Regions from separate parts of the Homo sapiens genome. Here region 1 is linked to region 2. A link is a loop called in an ENCODE intact Hi-C map of the cell type or tissue named here. Cell type or tissue: mammary epithelial cell. All regions are shown on one strand. Each heading gives the region's core, and the rest is flanking DNA. Links, peaks and the distances in the headings are about the cores only.

Region 1 (9,367 bases), core at 134-8,133, 400 kb after region 2:
GGTCAAAGAAGAAATTAAAAGGTAAATCAAAAAGTATTTAGAGACAAATGAAAATGGAAATAACATATCAAAGCTTATAGGATGCAACAAATGTAGTTCTACGAGGGAAGTTTACAGCATTAAACATTTACATAAAAAAAAATCTCCAATAAGCAACCTAATGCTATAACTCAAGGAACTAGAAAAAGAAAAACAAACTAACCCTAAAGCTAAGTACAAAAAGGAAAGAATAAATAACAGAGCAGAAGTAAACCAAACAGACTAGAAAAGCAAAACAAAAGACTGAAAAAATTAAGTTGGTTTTTAAAAAGATAGACAAATTTGACAAACATTTACCTAGACTAAGAAGAAAAGAGAGAACACTCAAATAAATAAAATCAGGTATGAAAAAGGAGACATTACAACTGATGTCCCATAAATACTAAGGACCACAAGAGACTACTATAACCAATTACATACCAAAAAATTGGACAACCTAGAAGAAATGAATGCATTCCTAGATATGTACAACCCAATCAAGGCTGAATCAAGAAAAAATAGAAAAACTGAACAGACTAATAATGAGTAAGAAAATTGAATTAATAATAAAATATCTTCTGTCAATGAAAATTCCAGAACCAGAGGGCTTCATGGTGAAATACTGCCAAACATTTAAAGAAGAAGAAAACTAACACCGCTTCTCTTCAGACTCTTCCAAAAAGTGGAAGTGGAGGAAAATTTTTCAAACCCATTTTACAATGTCAGCCATTACCCTGATGCAAAGCAAAACAAAAAACAAAAAACAAAAAACAAAACCCTATAAGAAAAGAAAATTACAGGCCAATATCTCTGATGAACATAGATGCAAATATCCTCAACAAAATACTAGCAACTGAATACAACACATTAATAGGATCATTCACGATGATTAAATGGGGTTTATCCCTGGGATGCAAGGATGGTTGAACATATCATGTCAACAAATGTGATACATGATAATAACAGAATGAAAGACAAAAACTATATGATCACCTCAATAGATGCAGTAAAATCATTTGACAAACAATATTTTTTCATGAGAAGAACTATTAGTAAATTAGATATTAAAAAATGTACTTCAACACAATAAAGGCCACATATGAAAACCCTACATGTAACATCATCGTGTTTTCAATGGTAAAAAGTTGAAAGTTTTTCCTCTAAGATCAGGAATACAAGGATGTTCACTCTCACCACATTTATTCAAGATAGTTATGGAAGTCTAGCCAGAGCAATGAGACAAGAGAAATAAATAGCATCCAAATAGAAAAAAAGTAAAACTGTTTCTGTTTGCCGATGACATTATCTTACATATAGAACATCCTAAAAAGGGCCAGGCGCAGTGGCTCACGCTGTAATCTCAGCACTTTGGGAAGCCGAGATGGGAGGATTGCTTGAGGCCAGGAGTTCAAAACTAGCCTGGGCAACATGGTGAAACCCTGTCTCAGCTAAAATTACAAAAATTAGCTGGGTGTGGTGGCGCATGCCTGTAATCCCAGCTACTCCAGAGGCTGAGGCATGAGAAATCGCTTGAGCCTGTGAGGCGGAGGTTGCAATGAGCTGAGATCTCACCACTGCACTCCAAGCGGGGCAACAGAGTGAGACTCTATCTCAAAAAAAACAAAAATCCACCAAAAACTATTCAAATTGATAAATTCAGTCAACTTGTAGAGTACAAAATTAGTACACAAAAATCAGTAACATTTCTCAGCACAAGCAACAAACTATTTGAAAAAGAAATCGGCCGGGTGTGGTGGCTCACGCCTGTAATCCCAGCACTTTGGGAGGCTGAGGCGGGCGGATCACGAGGTCAGGAGTTCGAGACTAGCCTGACCAACATGGCGAAACCCCATCTCTACTAAAAATACAAAAATTGGCCGGGCGTAGTGGCGTGTAGCTGTAATCCCAGCTACTCAGGAGGCTGAGGCAAGAGAACTGATTGAACCTGGGAGGCGAGGGTTGCAGTAAGCCAAGATCACGCCACTGCACTCCAGCCTGGGCAACAGAATGAGACTCTGTCTCAAAAAAAAAAAAAAAAGAAAGAAAAAGAAATTAAGAAACCAACCCCATTCACAATGCCATAAACAAAATAATGAAGAGTAACTTTAATCAAGGATGTGAAAAATCGATATATGGAAAACAATAACATTGATGAAAAATTGTAGACAACTTAAATAAATGCAGAGTTATCAAGTGTTCATAGGTTGGAAGAACTAATATCGTTAAAGTATCCATATTACCCAGAGCAATCTTCAGACTCAATGTGATCCCATCAAAATTTCACAGAAATAGAAACAATTCTAAAATTTGAATGGAACCACAAAAGACCTCCAATAGCCAAAGCAATCATGAGCAAAAATAAAAAAGCTAAAGGCATCATAGTACCTAACATCAAAATTGATCACAAAGCTATAGTAATTAAAACAGAGTGGTTCTGGCATAAAAACAGACACGTTGGTCAGAGGAACAGGACAGAGAGCCAAGAAATATGGTCAATTTACTTTTTATAAAGGTGCCAAGAACACACAATGGAGAAAGAATAGTCTCTGTATTAAATAGTTTTGGGGAACCTGGATATCCACAAGAATCATGAAATGTGACCCTTACCTAACACCATATACAAAAATAAACTCAAAATGGATTAAAGACTTTAATGGTTGGAGGTGGAGATATGGCCAAACAGAACCCTCCAGCAATTGTGCCCCTGCAGGAACACTAAATTGAACAAATATCCAAGCAAGAAAGCACATTTATAAGAACAAACAAAACAGAACAAACAGGTGAGAGGTCATGGTACCTGGTTTAAACATAATCACAAGGAAAGAGACACTGAAGAAGGTAGAAAGGACAGTCCTGCGTTGTCTACACTACCCAACCCCAGCCTCAGGCAACACAGCATGGAGGGAAAATCTGTGTGCTTAGGGGAAGAAGAGTGAAGTGAGTGTGAGACTTTGCATTGCAGCTCAGTGCCACCCTCTCACAGTGGAACTCAACACCAGGCAGCATTCTGCCAGTGCCCATTTGGACCAGCACTGGGCCAGAGGGGAATCCTTCATCCCAATGGAAGAAAACTGAGTCCCAGCCAGCTTCACCACTGGCTGACTACAATGGCTGGGACCTCTAATAAATTCAAGTGGCAGTCAGGCCACAGTGACGGCAGTCTTTGGGCAAGCCTTGGTGCTGTACTGGTCTTGGAGGCAGTGGGCTTGGAATATGACAGTGTGACACCAGCTGTGTGGCCATGGGAGTGCCTGCATCACCTCTCCCTCAACTCCAGACACTGCAGTATGTGGAGAGACTCCTTCCTTTTCGGGGAAGAAGATGGAGGAATATGGAGGACTTTGGCAACTCAGGTACCTGTTGAGCCACAGTAAAATAAAGCACCAGGCAGATTCTTGACGATCTCAGTTCCAAGACTTTCCTCCTGAATAGCATTTCTAGGCCCACCCCAGGCCAAAAGGGAATCCACTGTTCTGGTGGGACAGACCCAGCCCTAGCAGAATTCCCCAGCTGCTGACTAAAGGTAGCGGTGGGTCTTAAATAAACATCAGTGGTAGCCAGGTAGTAGTGTCCGCAGACTTTGGGTAAGCCCAAGTACTGTGTCGGTCTGGAAGGCCATTGGCCTCAGGTGTGACTCAGTGTGGTGCCAGCTGTGGTGGCCATGAGAGTGCCTGAATCATGCCTTTCACAGCTCCAGACAGCCCAGCATAGAAAGAGACTCCTGCTTGGGGAAAACTGAAGAAAGAGAGCAAGAGAATCCACCTGGGAACCCAGGGAACTCTCTTTTATCTTCCCCAAGTCCACCAAGGCTGTGTATCTGAGTCTGCAAAAATTGTAGCATTCTGAGGCTTAGGGTTCCCCCTAGTGCTGAGAGGCTGCCATGACCACAGGCTTAGGTAACAACACTCAAACCCATTTGAATTCTCTGTCTCTTTTTTTTGTTTAACTTTTATTTTAAGTTCAGGGGTTCATGTGCAGGTTTGTTACATAGATAAAGCTGTGTCATGGGGGCTTGTTGTACAGCTTATTTTATCACCCAATAGCCTACCCTTAACACCCAGGTATTAAGCCTAGTACCCATTAGTTATTTTTCCTGATCCTCTCCCTCTTCCCACCTTCTACCTTCCGAAAAACCCAGTGTGTGTGGCTCCCCTTTATGTGTTCGTGTGTTTTCATCATTTAGCTCCAACTTGTAAGTGAGAACACGTGGCATTTGGTTTTCTGTTCCTGACTTAGTTTGCCAAGAATAATGTCCCTGCAAAGGACTTAGTCTCACTGCATAGAATTCCTTGGTGTATACGTATCACATTTTCTTTATCCAGTCTTCCATTGATGAGCATTTAGGTTGATTACGTGTCTTTGCCGTTGTGAATGTGTTGCAGTGAACATACACGTGAATGTGTCTTTATAACAGAATGACTTATATTCCTTGGGTATATACGAAGTAACGGCATTGCTGAGTCAAATGGTATTTCTGTCTTTAAGGTCTTTGAGGAATCGCCACACTGTCTTCCATAATGGCTAAACTAATTTACACCCTCACCAACAGCATTCTTTTCCTTCCACAACCTTGCCAGCATCCGTTATTTTTTGACTTTTTAATAATAGTCATTCTGACTGGTGTGAGATGGTATCTCATTGTGGCTTTAATTTGCATTTCTCTAATGATCAGCGATATCAAGCTTTTTTCATATGCCTGTTGGCTGCATGTACATCTTCTACTAAGAAGTCTCTGTTCATGTCCTTTGTCCACTTTTTAATGGGGTTGTTTTTTTCTTGTAAATTTAAGTTCCTTATAGATGCTGGATATTAGACCTTTGTTGGATGCATAGTTTGCAAAATTTTTCTCCCATTCTGTAGGTTGTCTGTTTACTCTCTTGATAGTTTATTTTGCTGTGCAGAAGCTCTTTAATTAGATTCAATTTGTCTGTTTTTGTTTTTGTTGCAATTGCTTTTGGCATCTTCATCATGAAAGCTTTGCCCTGCCCATGTCCTGAACTCTATTGCCTAGGTTGTCTTTCAGGGTTTTTACAGTTTTGGGTTTTGCATTTAAATCTTTAATCCACCTTGTGTTAATTTTTGTGTATAGTGTAAGGAAGGAGTCTAGTTTCAATCTTCTGCATATGACTAGCCAGTTATCCCAGCACCATTTTTTTTTTTTTTTGAGACAGAGATTCACTCTGTTGCCCAGGTTGGAGTGCAGTAGTGCGATCTTGGCTCACTGCAATGTCTGCCTCCTGGGGTCAAGCAATTCTCGTGCCTCAGCCTCCCAAGCAGCTGGGATTACAGGCACCTGCCACCATACCTGGCTAATTTTTGTATCTTTTGTAGAGACAAGGTTTCGCCATATTGGCCAGGCCGGCCTCGAATTCCTGACCTCAAGTGATCCACCCACCTCGGTCTCCCAAAGTGCTGGGATTAGAGGCCTGAGCCACCACACCTGGCCACAGCACCATTTATTGAATAGGGAATCCTTTCTCCATTGCCTGTTTTTATCAGGTTTGTCAGAGATCAGATAGTTGTAGGTGTGTGGTCTTATTTCTGGGTTCTCTATTCTGTTTCATCAGTCTATGTGTCTGTTCTCATACCAGTATCATGCTGTTTTGGTTACTGTATCCCTGTAGTATAATTTAAAGCCAAGTAGCGTGATAACTCCAGCTTCATTCTTTTTACTTAGGATTGCTTTGGCTATTCAGACTCCTTTTTGGTTCCATATGAATTTCAAAATAGTTTTTTTCTAGTTCTGTGAAGAATGTCAATGGTGGTTCAACAGAAATAGCATTGAACTATAAATTGCTTTGGGCATTGTTTTAGTTCATTCTCACACTGCTATAAAGAACTGCCCATGACTGGGTAAGTTATAAAGAAAAGAGGTTTAATTGACTCACAGTTCTGCATGGCTGGGGAGGCCTCAGGAAACTTACAATCATGGTGGAAGGGGAAGCAAATACATCCTTCTTCACAGGATGGCAGGAGAGAATGAGAGCAGAGTGAAGGGGGAAGCTTCTTATAAAACCATCAGCTCTCAAGAGACTCACTCATTATCAGAACGGCATGGTGGAAACTGCCCCCATGATTCAATGATCTCCACCTGGTCCCACCCTTGACACGTGGGGATTATTACAATCCAAGGTGAGATTTGGGTGGGGACAGAGAGTCAAACCATATCAGGCACTATAGCCATTTTAATAATATTGATTCTTTCTATCCATGAGCATGGAATGTTTTTCAATTTGTTTCTTTCATCTCTGATTTCTTTAAGCAGTGGTTTGTAGTTCTCCTTGTAGAGATCTTTCGCCTCCCTGGTTAGCTGAATTCCTAGGCATTATATTCTTTTTGTGGCAATTCTGAATGATAATTGTGTTCCTGATTTTGCTCTCTGCTTGACTGTTGTTGGTGTATAAGAATGCTAATGATGTTTGCACATTTTGTATCCTGAGACTTTGCTGAAGATATTTATGAGTGTAAGAAGCTTTTGGGCTGAGACTATGGGGTTTTGTAGATATAGGATTATGTCGCCTGCAAACAGAGATAGTTCGGCTTCCTCTCTTCCTGTTTGGATGCGCTTTATTTCTTTCTCTTGCCTGATTGGCCTGGCCAGAACTTCCAATACTATGTTGAATAGGAGTGTGAGAGAGGGCATCCTTGTCTTGTGCTGGCTTTCAAGGTGAATGCTTCTAGCTTTTGCATATTCAGTATGATGTTGGCTGTGGGTTTGTCATAGATGGCTCTTATTATTTTGAGGTATGTTCCTTCAACAACTAGTTTATTGACAGTTTTTAGCATAAATCGATGATGAATTTTATTGAAAGTCCTTTCTGCACCTATTGATATAATCATGTGGTTTTTGTCTTTAATTCTGTGTATGTGATGAATCACATTTATTGATTTGCATATGTTGAAGCAATCTTGCATCACAAGGATGAGGCCTACTTGATCGTAGTGGATAAGCTTTTTGATGTGCTGCTGGATTCAGTTTGCCAGTATCTTGTTGAGGATTTTTGCATCGATGTTCATCAAGGATATTGGCCTGAAGTTTTCTCTTTTTGTTGTATCTCTGCCAGTTTTTGGTATCAGGATGATGCTAACTTCATAGAATGAGTTAGGAAGGAGTTCCTTCTCCTCAATTTTTTGTAATAGTTTCAATATAAATAGTACCATCTTTTCTTTGCACAGCTGGTAGAATTCAGCTGTGAATCCCTCTATCCCTCTGGTGCTGGGCTTTTTTTTTTTTTTTTTGTTTGGTAGGCTATTTATTACTACCTTAATTTCAGAGCTCATTATTGGTCTGCTTAGGAAATCAATTTCTTCCTGGTTCAGTCTTGGGATGGTGTTGTGTGTTCAGGAATTTATCCATTTCTTCTAGATTTTCTAGTTTATGTGCATAGAGGTGTTCATAATATTCTCTGATGGTTGTTTGTATTTCTGTGGGGTCAGTGGTAATATCCCCCTTATCATTTCTGACTGTGTATGTTTGAATCCTCTCTCTTTTCTTCTTTATTAGTCTAGCTAGTGGTCTATTTTATTAATTTTTTCAAAACGCCAACCCCTGAATTTCTGGATTTTTTGGATGTTCTTTCATGTCTCTATTTTTTTCAGTTCAGCACTGACTGGTAATTTCTTGTGTTCTGCTACTTTTGGAGTTTGTTTGCATTTGGTTCTCTAGTTCTTTTAGTTGTGATATTAGGTTGTTAACGAGATCGGTCTAAGTTTTTGATATGGGAATTTAGTCTTATGAGTTTCCCTCTTAACACTGCTTTAGCTGTGTCCCAGAGATTCTGGTATATTTATCTTTGTTCTCATTAGTTTCAAAGAACTTCTTGATTTCTGCCTTAATTTCATTACCCAAAAGCCATTCAGGATCATGTTATTCAATTTCCATGTAACTGTATGGCTTTGGGTGAATTTCTCTGTCTTAATTTCTAATTTGAATTATTTAAAAGCCCTTTCAAAAAGGATGAATAAAAACAAGCCCAGATTGTGAAGATTGAAATAAACAATCAACTCTGCAATGTCTAGACATTAGTGAATGTTTGCAAGCATCAGGAACATTGAGGAAAATGTGATTTCATTAAGTAGATTAAATAAGGCACCAGTGATTAATTCTAGAGTGATGGAGACATGCAACCTCTCAGACATGGAATTAAAAATAGCTGTCTTTCAGAAGCTCAACAAACTTCAAGATAACACAGAAAAGAAGTACAGAATTCTATCAGAGAAATTTAACAAAGATATTAAATAATTTAAAAAACAAAGCAGATATTCTGGAGCAGAAAAATTCAATTGACAAGCTGGAAAATACAACAGTGTCTCTCAGCAGTATTGATCAAGCAGAATAAAGAATTAATGAGCTTACAAAAGAAGACATTTACACTGCCAACAAACATAAAAAAAGCTCAACATCACTGTTCATCAGAAAAATGCAAATCAAAACCACAATAAGATACCATCTCATGCCAGTCAGAATGGCAATTATTAAAAAGTCAGGAAATAATAGATGCTGGTGAGGGACACTTTTACACTGTTGGTGGGAATGTAAATTAGTTCAACCATTGTGGAAGACAGTATGGTGATTCTTCAAGGATCTAGAACCAGAAATACCATTTGACCCGGCAATCCCATTACTGGATATATACCCAAACGAATATAAATCATTCTACTATAAGGACACATGCACAGGTATGTTTATTGCAGCACTATTTGCAATAGCAAAGACTTGGAGCCAACCCAAATGCTCATCAATGATACACTGGATAAAGAAAATGTGGCACATTTACCCCATTGAATACCATGAAGCCATAAAAAGGAATGAGTTCATGTCCTTTGCAGGGACATGGATGAAGCTGGAAGCCATCATCCTCAGCAAACTAACACAGGAACAGTAAACCAAACAATACATGTTCTCACTCATAAGTTGCAGTTGAACATTGAGAACACATGGACACAGGGAGGGGAACAACACACATCAGAGCCTATTGGGAGGTGGGGAGTCAGGGGAGGGAACTTAGAGGATGGGTCAATAGTTACAGCAAACCACCATGGCACACATATACCTATGTAACCAACCTGCACATTCTGCCCATGTATCCCATTTTTTTAGAAGACGTAAAGAAAAAAAAGAATTAGTGAGCTTGAAAATAGCTATATTAAAAAGACAGAGTCCAAGGAGAAAAAAAGAGTTAAAAGGAGTGAAAACACCTACAAGTTCTAGAAAATACCCTCAAAAGGGCAAATCTAAGAGTTATTGGCCTTAAAAAGGATGTAAAATAAGAGATCAGTGAAGAAGTTTTATTCAAAGAAATAGCAACTTTTCAAACCTAGAGGAAGATTTGAATACCCAGGTACATAA
Region 2 (10,053 bases), core at 2,054-10,053:
CTAAAAATACAAAAAATTAGCCGGGCGTAGTGGTGGGCGCCTGTAGTCCCAGCTACTCGGGAGGCTGAGGCAGGAGAATGGCATGAACCCGGGAGGCGGAGCTTGCAGTGAGCCGAGATCGCGCCACTGCACTCCAACCTGGGCGACAGAGCCAGACTCCGTCTCAAAAAAAAAAAAAAAAAAAAAAAAAAAGAATGTTGAATACACGCCTCCAATCTCTTCTGGCTTGTAGGGTTTCTGCTGAAATCTATTAGCTTGATGGGGCTCCCTCTGTAGGTGACCTGCCCTTTCTCTCTAGCTGCCTTTAACATTCTTTCATTTTGACCTTGGAAAATCTGATGATTATATGTCTTGGGGATGATCTCGTTGTGTAGAATATTGCAGGGGTTCTCTGTATTTCCTGAATTTGACTGTTGACCTCTCTAGGGAGGTCGGGGAAATTTTCATGGACAATATCCTGAAATATGTTTTCCAAGTTGTTCACTTTCTCCCCATCCCTTTCGGGGATGCCAGTGATTTGTAGATTTGGCCTCTTTACATAATCCCATATTTCTCAGGAGTTTTGTCATTCCTTTTCCTTCTTTTTTCTTTATTTTTGTCTGGCTATCTTATTTCAGAGTGCCAATTTTTAAGTTCTGCGATTTTTTCCTCAGCTTGGTCTCTTCTGCTGTTAATACTTGTTATTGCATTGTGAAATTCTTTTATTTTTTATTTTATTTTGTTTTTGAGACAAAATCTCACTCTGTTGTCCAGACTGGAGTACAGTGGCATGATCTTGGCTCACTGCAGCCTCTACCTCCCAGGTTCAAATGATTGGCATGTCTCAGCCACTTGAGTAGCTGGGATTACAGGCGTATGCCACCATGCCCAGCTAATTTTTGCAGTTTTAGTAGAAAAAGCGTTTCACTATTTGGCCAGGCTGGTCTTGAACTCCTGGCCTCAAGTGGTCCACCTGCATCAGCCTCCCAAAGTGCTGGGATTACAGGCATGAGCCACTGTGCCCGGCTGCATTGTAAAATTCTTGTAGTGTGTTTTTCAGCTCTATCAGATCAGTTAGGTTCTCTTTTTTACTGGTTATTTCATCTGTCAGGTCCTGCATCATTTTATTGTGATTCTTAGTTTCCTTGGATTGGGTTTTGCCATTCTCCTGAATCTCAATGATCTTCATTCCTATCCATATTCCGAATTCTATTTCTGTCATTTCAGCCAACTCAGCCTCATTAAGAACCCTTGTTGGAGAACTAGTGAGGTTGTTTGGTGGACATAGGACAGTCTGGCCATTGGAGTTGCTGGAGTTCCTGCATTGGTTCTTTCTTTTCTCTGTGCGTGGGTGCTCCTTTAACTGTTGGGCTGCCTCTGATTAAAGGGGCCAGGTAAGGGCGTGGTGGTTGTGCTGGAATCCCAGGCCAGACAGCCCTTCCCAATGAGCAGAAGGTACATGCATTGGCATTCATCAAGAAAACAACTCGACCCACAGAGAACAGAGAAAACAAGACAGGATGACCACCCACCCGGGAGTGACACCTAGTAACAACCTCAGTTCAAAAGTCTGCTGAGGGTGCTGCCTTCAGCTGAAATGAACATGAGGGTGTGGGGAAAGCCCTCCTTAGGAAGAAGGCTTTTTAGGTCTTAGTGAGTCCAAAAAAGAGGAGTGGCAGAAGTCATAAAAGAGGCACACGATGGAAATGTCTGTCCTTTTTAATATCATGGAGGCTGCTAGAGTTCTAACTAGGGAGAGCTCACCAACTAACAAGGCACTGAAGAGCCCACAGCTTGGGGCTCATGGGGACAAGGTCAGGAGATGGTGGGAGGGGATGCAAATTTAGAAGTTCCACCTACGAGGATCCCGATATGGCAAGTACAAAATGCCCAATTAACCTTTTTCTACATGTTTTCTTCCAATGGTGTTTAAGTTCACAGGACATAGACTTTTTTTTTTGACAGGGTCTCACTCTATTGCCCAGGCTGGAGTGCAGTGGTGTGATCACAGCTCATTGCAGCCTTGACCTCCAGGGCTCAAGTGATCCTCCCACCTCAGCCTCCTGAGTAGCTGGGACTACAGACATGCTCTAGCATGCCTGGCATTCTTTCTTTTTTTTGTGGAGATAGGGTCTCACCATGTTGCCCAGGCTGATCTCAAACTCCTGAACTCAAGCAACCCTCCTGCTTTGGCCTCCTAAAGTATTGGTATTACAGGTGTGAGCCACCACACCTGGCCCACAGGACATGGATTCTGAACAACTGGCATAAATCGACTGGCCTCAAGGTAAGGTTTTAAACTAAGCTTAAGCTTTTCTGTTGCCCTCAGATACCACTGAATTTCTTCTTCAGATTTTGGTGACATTAAGTGGTGGTTTCTGGAAATACAATTTTAATTTTGCTTGGGATGATTGTCTTGGGGTCTGGGGATAGCTCATTTTCTAAATTTTGTGGTTGTGGGGCTGGTGTTGCAATATTCTTGTGTCTCATTAACTTTCTGGAATTTTAAAAACAGACTCATGGAAGGTTTGCCTCAGAACTCAGTCTTTGAAGCCTTGGAGGAACTAACCTGTTCCAGCCCAGGCCGCAGCTTCGGAAGGGACCACAGCTCTGCCCAGGGATTGGAAACCCACTAGCTGGGATTAAACAGAACACAAATTGGAACTGATAGTTTTGTGACTTTAACATAGACACTTTGGGCTTCAATTACTTTTGACTTTAATGTCATAGTTTCAGTTTGCAATGGGATTTGAACTTTAATTTTGGAGTTTGATTAATGGGAGGGTTATTTGTTGTTCAAATTTGAAAATGGGAGGGTTATTTGTTGTTCAAAACCTTTATTGTTGGCAATCCCTTGTTGGAGCTTCTTAATACCATCATTTAATCTCATTGTGGATCTCCGATAGCTACTTAGATAACATGGCTGCATGAAATTTTATTTTATTTATTTTTGAGACAGGGTCTCACTCTGTTGCCCAGGCTGGAGTGCAGTGGTGTGATCATAGCTCATTGCAGCCTCAAAATCCTGGGCTCAAGTTATCCTCCTCCCTTGGCCTCCTGAGTAGCTGGGACTACAAGTGCGTGCCACTATGCCTGACTAATTTTTTGACTTTTTGTAGAGATGAAATCTTGCTATGTTCCCCAGGCTGGTCTTGAACTCCTGGCATCAAGTGATCCTCTCTTTTTGGTCTACCAAAGTGCTGGGATTACAGCACTTTGGCATGAGCCACTATGCCTGACCAATGAAATTTGAGGTGGGAAACGGAGCACCCAGGCTGAAGTGCAATGCTGTGGTCATAGCTCACTGCAGGCTTGAACTCCTGGGCTCAAGCAATCCTCCTGCCTCTCAGCCTCCTGAGTAGCTGGGACCACAGGATGGCTAATTTTTAAACTTTTTTGTAGAGATGAGGTCTCCCTATGTTGCCTAGGCTGGTCTTGAACTCCCAGCCTCAAGCGATCCTCCCGCCTCAGCCTTCTGAGTTGCTGGGATTACAGGTGTGAGCCACTGCTCCTGGCAATGTATTTCAATTTCGTGGCAAAATTGCAGAAATGAACATAAAACACAGGTGAGGATAGGAGAGTCTAACTTTTCTGGCAAGATCGGGCAGTGTTGAGCTCCAAGGAAAAGGAGAAGGAACCCTGGACACATTGATAAGGCGTCCTCTTTTCCTTGGTATTAACTGAAGCATGCTCTTGATGGGGAGGAAGCTGCTGCTACTGCTGCCGTGTTTGGTGTTTGGAGAAGTTAATATGGTTTGTTATTTGTTAAAAGCTTACTGAGTACCAGGTATATGCTGAATGCTTAGCATACGTTATTTTGTTTAATCTTGGCCACAATGGGCCCTGACAGTGATAGCTGTGTCTGAAGTAGGTGCTATTATTCCCATTTTACACCTGATAAAGCTGGAGCTCAGAGAGGCATAGTAACTTTTTCAAGGTCACACGGCTAAAATGAAAGGTAATGAATGGTTTGAATTCACTTTGGCACATTCAATCAACCAATCCTCAGATACTCACTGAGCGTGTTGTATCAGCCATTATTTTTAGTTGCAAGCAGTAGAAACCAACTCTGGCTGAGTTTAGCAGAAGATGAATTTATTAAAGGGACCCTGGATTGCTCATGGAAATTCCAGGGGAGCTACAGAGCCATTGTGGAAGCTTCCCAGCAGGGACAATGGTCAGAACCTGGCTGCCGCTGCTGCCACTTCTTTGACCATGGCCTGGATGCTTCGGCTTGCAATGCTTACCCACTGGGGCTGGATGCTGGGTGCTGCTGAGAACTCTACCTCCTCTGTGATCTTGCTGTGGCCACCACTGTCCCTACAGGCTCTAGGGTCCCTGCTTCCTGGCATTACTGGCTCTGGATTGAAAGCCTGGGCCTCTGATGAATGGAACGTGTGTGCATGTGAAACTGCCTTTGCAAAGATGATGACAGTGAGGGAAGTCTAGCATGGGTGACTCCATCTTGCCTCTACCCTCACAGGCTGGCTGTCCTCACTCATTCCTGGGCATAGGCCAAGCTAACCATGGGAGGAATTTAGTTTACAGTTTAACTCTGAAGCAAAGATGATATTAGTCCCTCCCTAAAATGAACCCCCTCCTAGCTCAGGGACCTGCCTTTGTAAAACTAATGAAAGGCCACAAGATTAGGATTATGGGAGGGGCTTGAATTTTGCTAAGATGTGGGTGTAGCTAACCGATGACCAGCCATTGACCCCTAGCTTGCCTTTCTATAATCCTTTGCTGCTCAGGAGTCATGCGGCCAGAGGTCACAAGATCTGTGACTTCCCCAATTGCTCCTATAGATAACATCACTATTGTAAAACCAAATATTGGTCTTCTGAGATATTTTTCAGACTTTTGCATTCTGAAATGATTCATGACTCAACTGGTCCTGTGACCCCCACCCAGAGGTGGACTTAGTGCACAAGGTCTGTTTTCTACACTCCTATGATTTTATCCCCAACGAATCAGTAGCACCCATTCTCTGCTCTTACCGCCCACCAAATTCTCCTTAAGAACCCTAGCCTCTGAGTTCTTGTGGGGACTGATTTGAGAAATAAACTCCCATCCTTTCACTTGGCTAGCTCTGTGTTGTTAAACTCTTTCTCTACTGCAATACCATGGTCTCAGTGAATTGGTTTTGTCTACGCAGCAGGCAGGAAGAACCCTTCGGGTGATTACAAATTAGCCTGCTCCAGAGCTGCTGGAGGTGGGGGTGACACACTTCTTGTGCCTGTGTCTTCTTTCTTGGGAGGTCGGCTCTGTTCCCAAGACTGATATCATGGGGAACTCCTCTAATGTGGCAAAGCAGTTTGAATGCTGGGCAGCCAGGGGAGTCACAGATGGTTGCATACACATCTGTGTTCTGCATGACACTGCTAGACATGGCGGACAATACCAAGACGGATCAGACCCAGCACCTGTCTTCCGAGACCTTACGGGCTCATGATTCTCTTCCTTTTAACATGCACATTTATTAGGTACCATAGTGTGCAAAGCTTGTTCACTCGAATTATTTCATTAGGTCCATCTGATAGTCATGTAGGGTAGGCAGAACTGATAGGATTTCTGTTTTATATTTGAAGAAACTAGGTCTGTCAATAGTGAGCCAGGTTTAAAAAAAAAAAGAAACTAGGAAGTTAGGTGATGAGCCTAAGACATCACCACTGGTGAGGAGCAGAGCTGGGACATGAGCCTATCTTCTGACTCCAGGCCCAGTGCTAAGCCAACTAAAGGGGCATAAAGGGGAGCTGAGATCAGGGAAGGCTCTGTGGAGTGGCACTGCCCCTCAGTCCCTTGTCTGCAATTCTAAAATCCAAAGGACTCTGAAAACAAAGTCTCTGTCTTTTTTTTGTAATGGGATCTCATTCTGTTGCCCAGGCTGGAGTGCAGTGGTGCCCTCTGCAGCCTCGACCTCCCTGGCACAAGTGATCCTCTTGCCTCAGCCTCCTGAGTAGCTGGGACTACAGGCGTGTGTCACAATACCTGGCTATTGTTTTTTGTTTGTTTGTTTTCAAGTTTGGGACTAAAACTCAATTTGGCAGCAAAACCTGACCCGAACTGATGTGATTTGTAATCTTTAGTTATCCATTTACCGTAAGATCAATGTGTTTAGCTGCAGAAATCTTAATGTTTGTTAATAGGGGGTTATCCTGGTCCATAAAGGGAGGGAGAGGAGGAGGTGTTACCTAATATTGGGTCCATGGACTACATAGCCTAAAAAAATCTATAAAATTTCAAAACACACCTGGCTTCAAGGGTTATGGATAAGGGAGTCTGGGTTGGATCTGAAAGGGGGCTTGGTTGTGGGGTAGAATTTCGATGTTTGGAAGGGATGTGGAGGGATGTTATGAAGAGGAAGCCTCACGCCATACCACCTTGGGTCTTGGTGTTAAGTCATTATCAACCATTACATTTGCTTTAAAGCAGAGATGACTTACATTTCTGATAACTACTTTCCCTTAATTCATGATTCACACACATTTGGAGGGCTGGACTTTCTGGGTTTGGTTATTTCCCCTGGTACCAATCCCCGCCTTTTCCCAGAAATCACTTGACTTTCCCGAAAACTCAGAAACACACCCTTTGGCTGAAAAATAGCATTAAGCAATCGGTGAAATTCCCCATTCCTCCTTTCCCCGCTGGAGCCCTGGATAGAGGGCTCTCTGGCCTGGGAGGAGGACGCTGTCCTTGTTTCAAAAGCAGAGGGAGCTCCAAGATCAAGGCTGAGTTTCCCTAAGTCATGGTCTCCCAGCCCCCTCTGTTTAGATCAGGGAATTTCAGACATGCACACTCGGGTAGGGAATCTTATGAACAGAACCAGGACAGGGAGGCTGGCCGGAGGTTCCTGCAGAGGGAGCGTCAAGGCCCTGTGCTGCTGTCCCTGGGGGCCAGAGGGGTTGCCCAGCATGCCCACTGGCAGGAGAGAGGGAACTGACCCACTTGCTCCTACCAGCTTCTGAAGGTAAAATCCTTACAAACGAGGAGCAGAGCTTTGATGGAGGAAAAAGGAAAGGCAGAAAACTTCACGTAGGAGGGCTTGGGGCAATGATAGAGGGCTGACAAAGGCAGCATAAAAAAAGGCAGAATATAGACAACCTATTTCTCTTAGGCTCACCCCATCCACCCCTACTTCACCCCCTTACCTACCACTGTTTTCAGGGTTAAAGCAATTTTAGCAACCCTTTACTAGGAACTGTGGGGAGATAGCTTGTATTTTCAGTAAGTTGGCGGTGGGGGGCAGGGACAAACTCCAAACAAACTCTGGAAAACGAATGTAGGAAGTTTTTATGTTCCTTGTCATTTGGCTGTCCCTTTTCTCCTTCCTCGCACAACCCTGTATCAGTGGGGCAGCACTTCCTTCTCAGACCGCTTGTCCCAGGGTCCCTGCCTTCCCCTAGTGAAAGAAGCTCCTGCCTCCATCGGTGGGCGTTGGGAGCATCAGCGGAGATGCACGCAATGATAAACAGCAGACAGGGCTGCTTGAGGAGATGAGGTGATCACGGTTAAAGAAGAGGGGCTGTCCTACATGGATGATCATGATGCGCCAAGACTGTTGAAAACCTGAGTGGAAATGGGAGCATCGTTCTTGAGGGCAGGAGAGAGACTGATACCGCGGGGGTGGGGCTGGTGGAGGACAATAGAGGAAGAAGAAAACTGGGAGAAAGTACTCGATTCCTTTGGAGAAAAATTAGGAGAAAGTCTAGAGAAGCAATGAGGGAAGGATACAATTTAGCTATAGTCTAGAAAGTTAGTCGAAGTTAACTAGGGAGGGTGTGAGGGGCACGGTGCCATGTGGGGATGTTGGTGATATGGCCCTGTGTGTTATACCTTTGAAGGTGACACTGAGCCCCAGGTGACGCCGCACCACCAAAGAAGGTGCTTGTGTTTGTCAGACAAATACAGCCAGGCCTGCCACCCCTTAGGCTCCAAAGTCCGGAGGTGCAGAAAGCCAGGACCAAGAGACAGGCAGCTCACCAGGGTGGACAAATCGCCAGAGATGTGGTAAGTGATCAAGGGTCCCTGAGATGACACAGACTCCATTCCCTTCATCTTCTCAAGAAAAGCGCTCAAGGGCCAGGCATGATGGCTCACACCTGTAACCCCAGCACTTTGGGAGGCTGAGGCGGGAGGATTGCTTGAGCCCAGGACTTTGAGACCAGCCTGGGCAACATAAGGAGACCCTGTCTCTATTAAAAAAAAAAAAAATTAGCCCAGCGTCATGCGTGTCACCTGTGGTCCCTGCTACTCAAAAGGCTGAGGTGGTAGAATCACTTGAGCGCGGGAGGTCAAGGCTGCAGTGACCTGAGATCGCACCACTGCACTCCAGCCTGGGTGACAGAGTGAGAACCTGTCTCAAAAAAAAAAAAAAAAGGGCTCTTGTCTGAAGCCTGGGTTTTGGTTTGACCTGGGCCTTTTCTTTATTCCGACCTAAGATTCTCCCCCATGGCCGATTGACTGCCTCTCTTCTTCCCCCTTTCTTCTGCCTCTGGCAAATAGCGCGTTCTGTCCTAGGCTACTGGTGCCTGGTCACCCGCCAATCTATGCCTCTGTTTTTTCAGGTGCATTGTCCTGTTTTCACTTTTGGCATGGGTTTATGCTGAGCCTACCATGTATGGGGAGATCCTGTCCCCTAACTATCCTCAGGCATATCCCAGTGAGGTAGAGAAATCTTGGGACATAGAAGTTCCTGAAGGGTATGGGATTCACCTCTACTTCACCCATCTGGACATTGAGCTGTCAGAGAACTGTGCGTATGACTCAGTGCAGGTATGTTATAAGCACAAAAAGAATAGAGATGGAAGACTAGGGCTAAGGTAGCGGAATAAGGATGTGGGAGGGAGTGCCACCTGTACTCACAGTGAACTGGAGTCAAGTCCTAGTGGCATAAATGTTCTATTCTCTCTGTCCCTTCTTTTAACTCCATACCAAAATATTACCCTTTCCTAGATTTTTTTTTTGTGACTCTTCTCTTAGATAATCTCAGGAGACACTGAAGAAGGGAGGCTCTGTGGACAGAGGAGCAGTAACAATCCCCACTCTCCAATTGTGGAAGAGTTCCAAGTCCCATACAACAAACTCCAGGTGATCTTTAAGTCAGACTTTTCCAATGAAGAGCGTTTTACGGGGTTTGCTGCATACTATGTTGCCACAGGTAAGGCTCACCCTTCTGCATGTGCCTTATTGACCCAGCTAAAAGATTAGAAATGAGAAATCCACTGAGCAACACATTGAATGAGGATTCTGTTCGTAATTCTTATAAAAAGTGTTGACTTGGCCTGGGTCGCTCCATAAATCACTTTTGTGAAATTCAAATGCATGATCATATCTTAGTGGTGATGATGATCATGGTAATAACACATAGTACATAATAAACAGCAATTTGTTGAGAGCCACTATAAACTGGGTATGTATTGGGGATTGGGGATTTTTCCTATTTTAACACAATCGTCACTTTAATCCTTCAAGGTAGGTATTATTTGCTCCATATAAAGATGAAGAAAATAAGGACTAGGAAAGTTAATAACTTGCCAAGAATCACACAAGGAATGTGTAGTATTTAAACCCATTCAATATATGGCATTCAAACCTTCAAATTCTGGGTACTTCTGTATCTCTCTCTAGGTTAAAATGAAGCTAGGACATCTCATAAAGCCAAACTATTGTTTAGATTTGACAGAAGGACCAACATCATATAAAGCAATGAATGTACTGATTCCTCCCTGCAGAAGGCATCGTCATGATGTTTACCTTGCAGAGTGTCATTCCTGGAGCTGAAATGCTCTGTACATGAGAAAAGTCAAGGATCTCTGACATTAAGAGCTGCCTAGGCCGGGCATGGTAGCTCACACCTGTAATCCCAGCACTTTGGGAGGCTGAGGCAGGTGGATTACCGGAGCCCAGGAGTTCAAGACCAGCCTGGCCAACATGGTGAAACCCTGTCTCTACTAAAAATATGAAAAATTAACCAGGCATAGTGGTGGTGCGTGCTTGTGTTCCCAGCTCCTCGGGAGGTAGAGGCGTGAGACTTGTTTGAACTTGCTTGAAAATGTGGAGGTTGCAGTGAGCCAA

What was found. Hi-C counts contacts between places; a loop is a spot of excess contacts. Peaks named below come from ENCODE experiments on the same cell type or tissue, not always from the same donor. Only the 100,000 strongest peaks of a DNase experiment are listed, where the experiment ranks them.
Region 1: a loop joins it to region 2, with 12 times the contacts of the local background. A loop is called at or near these places in 2 of 110 quality-filtered maps.

The regions. Positions count from the first base shown.
Region 1 is chr12:7,456,929-7,466,295 of GRCh38, forward strand. No RefSeq gene overlaps it. Among named protein-coding and RNA genes, the nearest start is that of CD163L1, 17 kb to the left of the region's middle. In mammary epithelial cell, for the core only: a CTCF peak has its summit at 3,881 (motif pointing left); no DNase peak of the experiment used is centred there; H3K27me3 peaks cover 120 bases.
Region 2 is chr12:7,053,932-7,063,984 of GRCh38, forward strand. C1S (complement C1s) reads left to right here and starts at 6,787. Exons shown (of 12, transcript NM_001734.5): 1 at 6,787-6,946; 2 at 7,908-7,986; 3 at 8,544-8,751; 4 at 8,959-9,136. The coding sequence starts at 7,982. RefSeq lists enhancers at 6,374-6,875, 6,876-7,375. In mammary epithelial cell, for the core only: a CTCF peak has its summit at 6,688; a DNase peak (open chromatin) is centred at 6,610.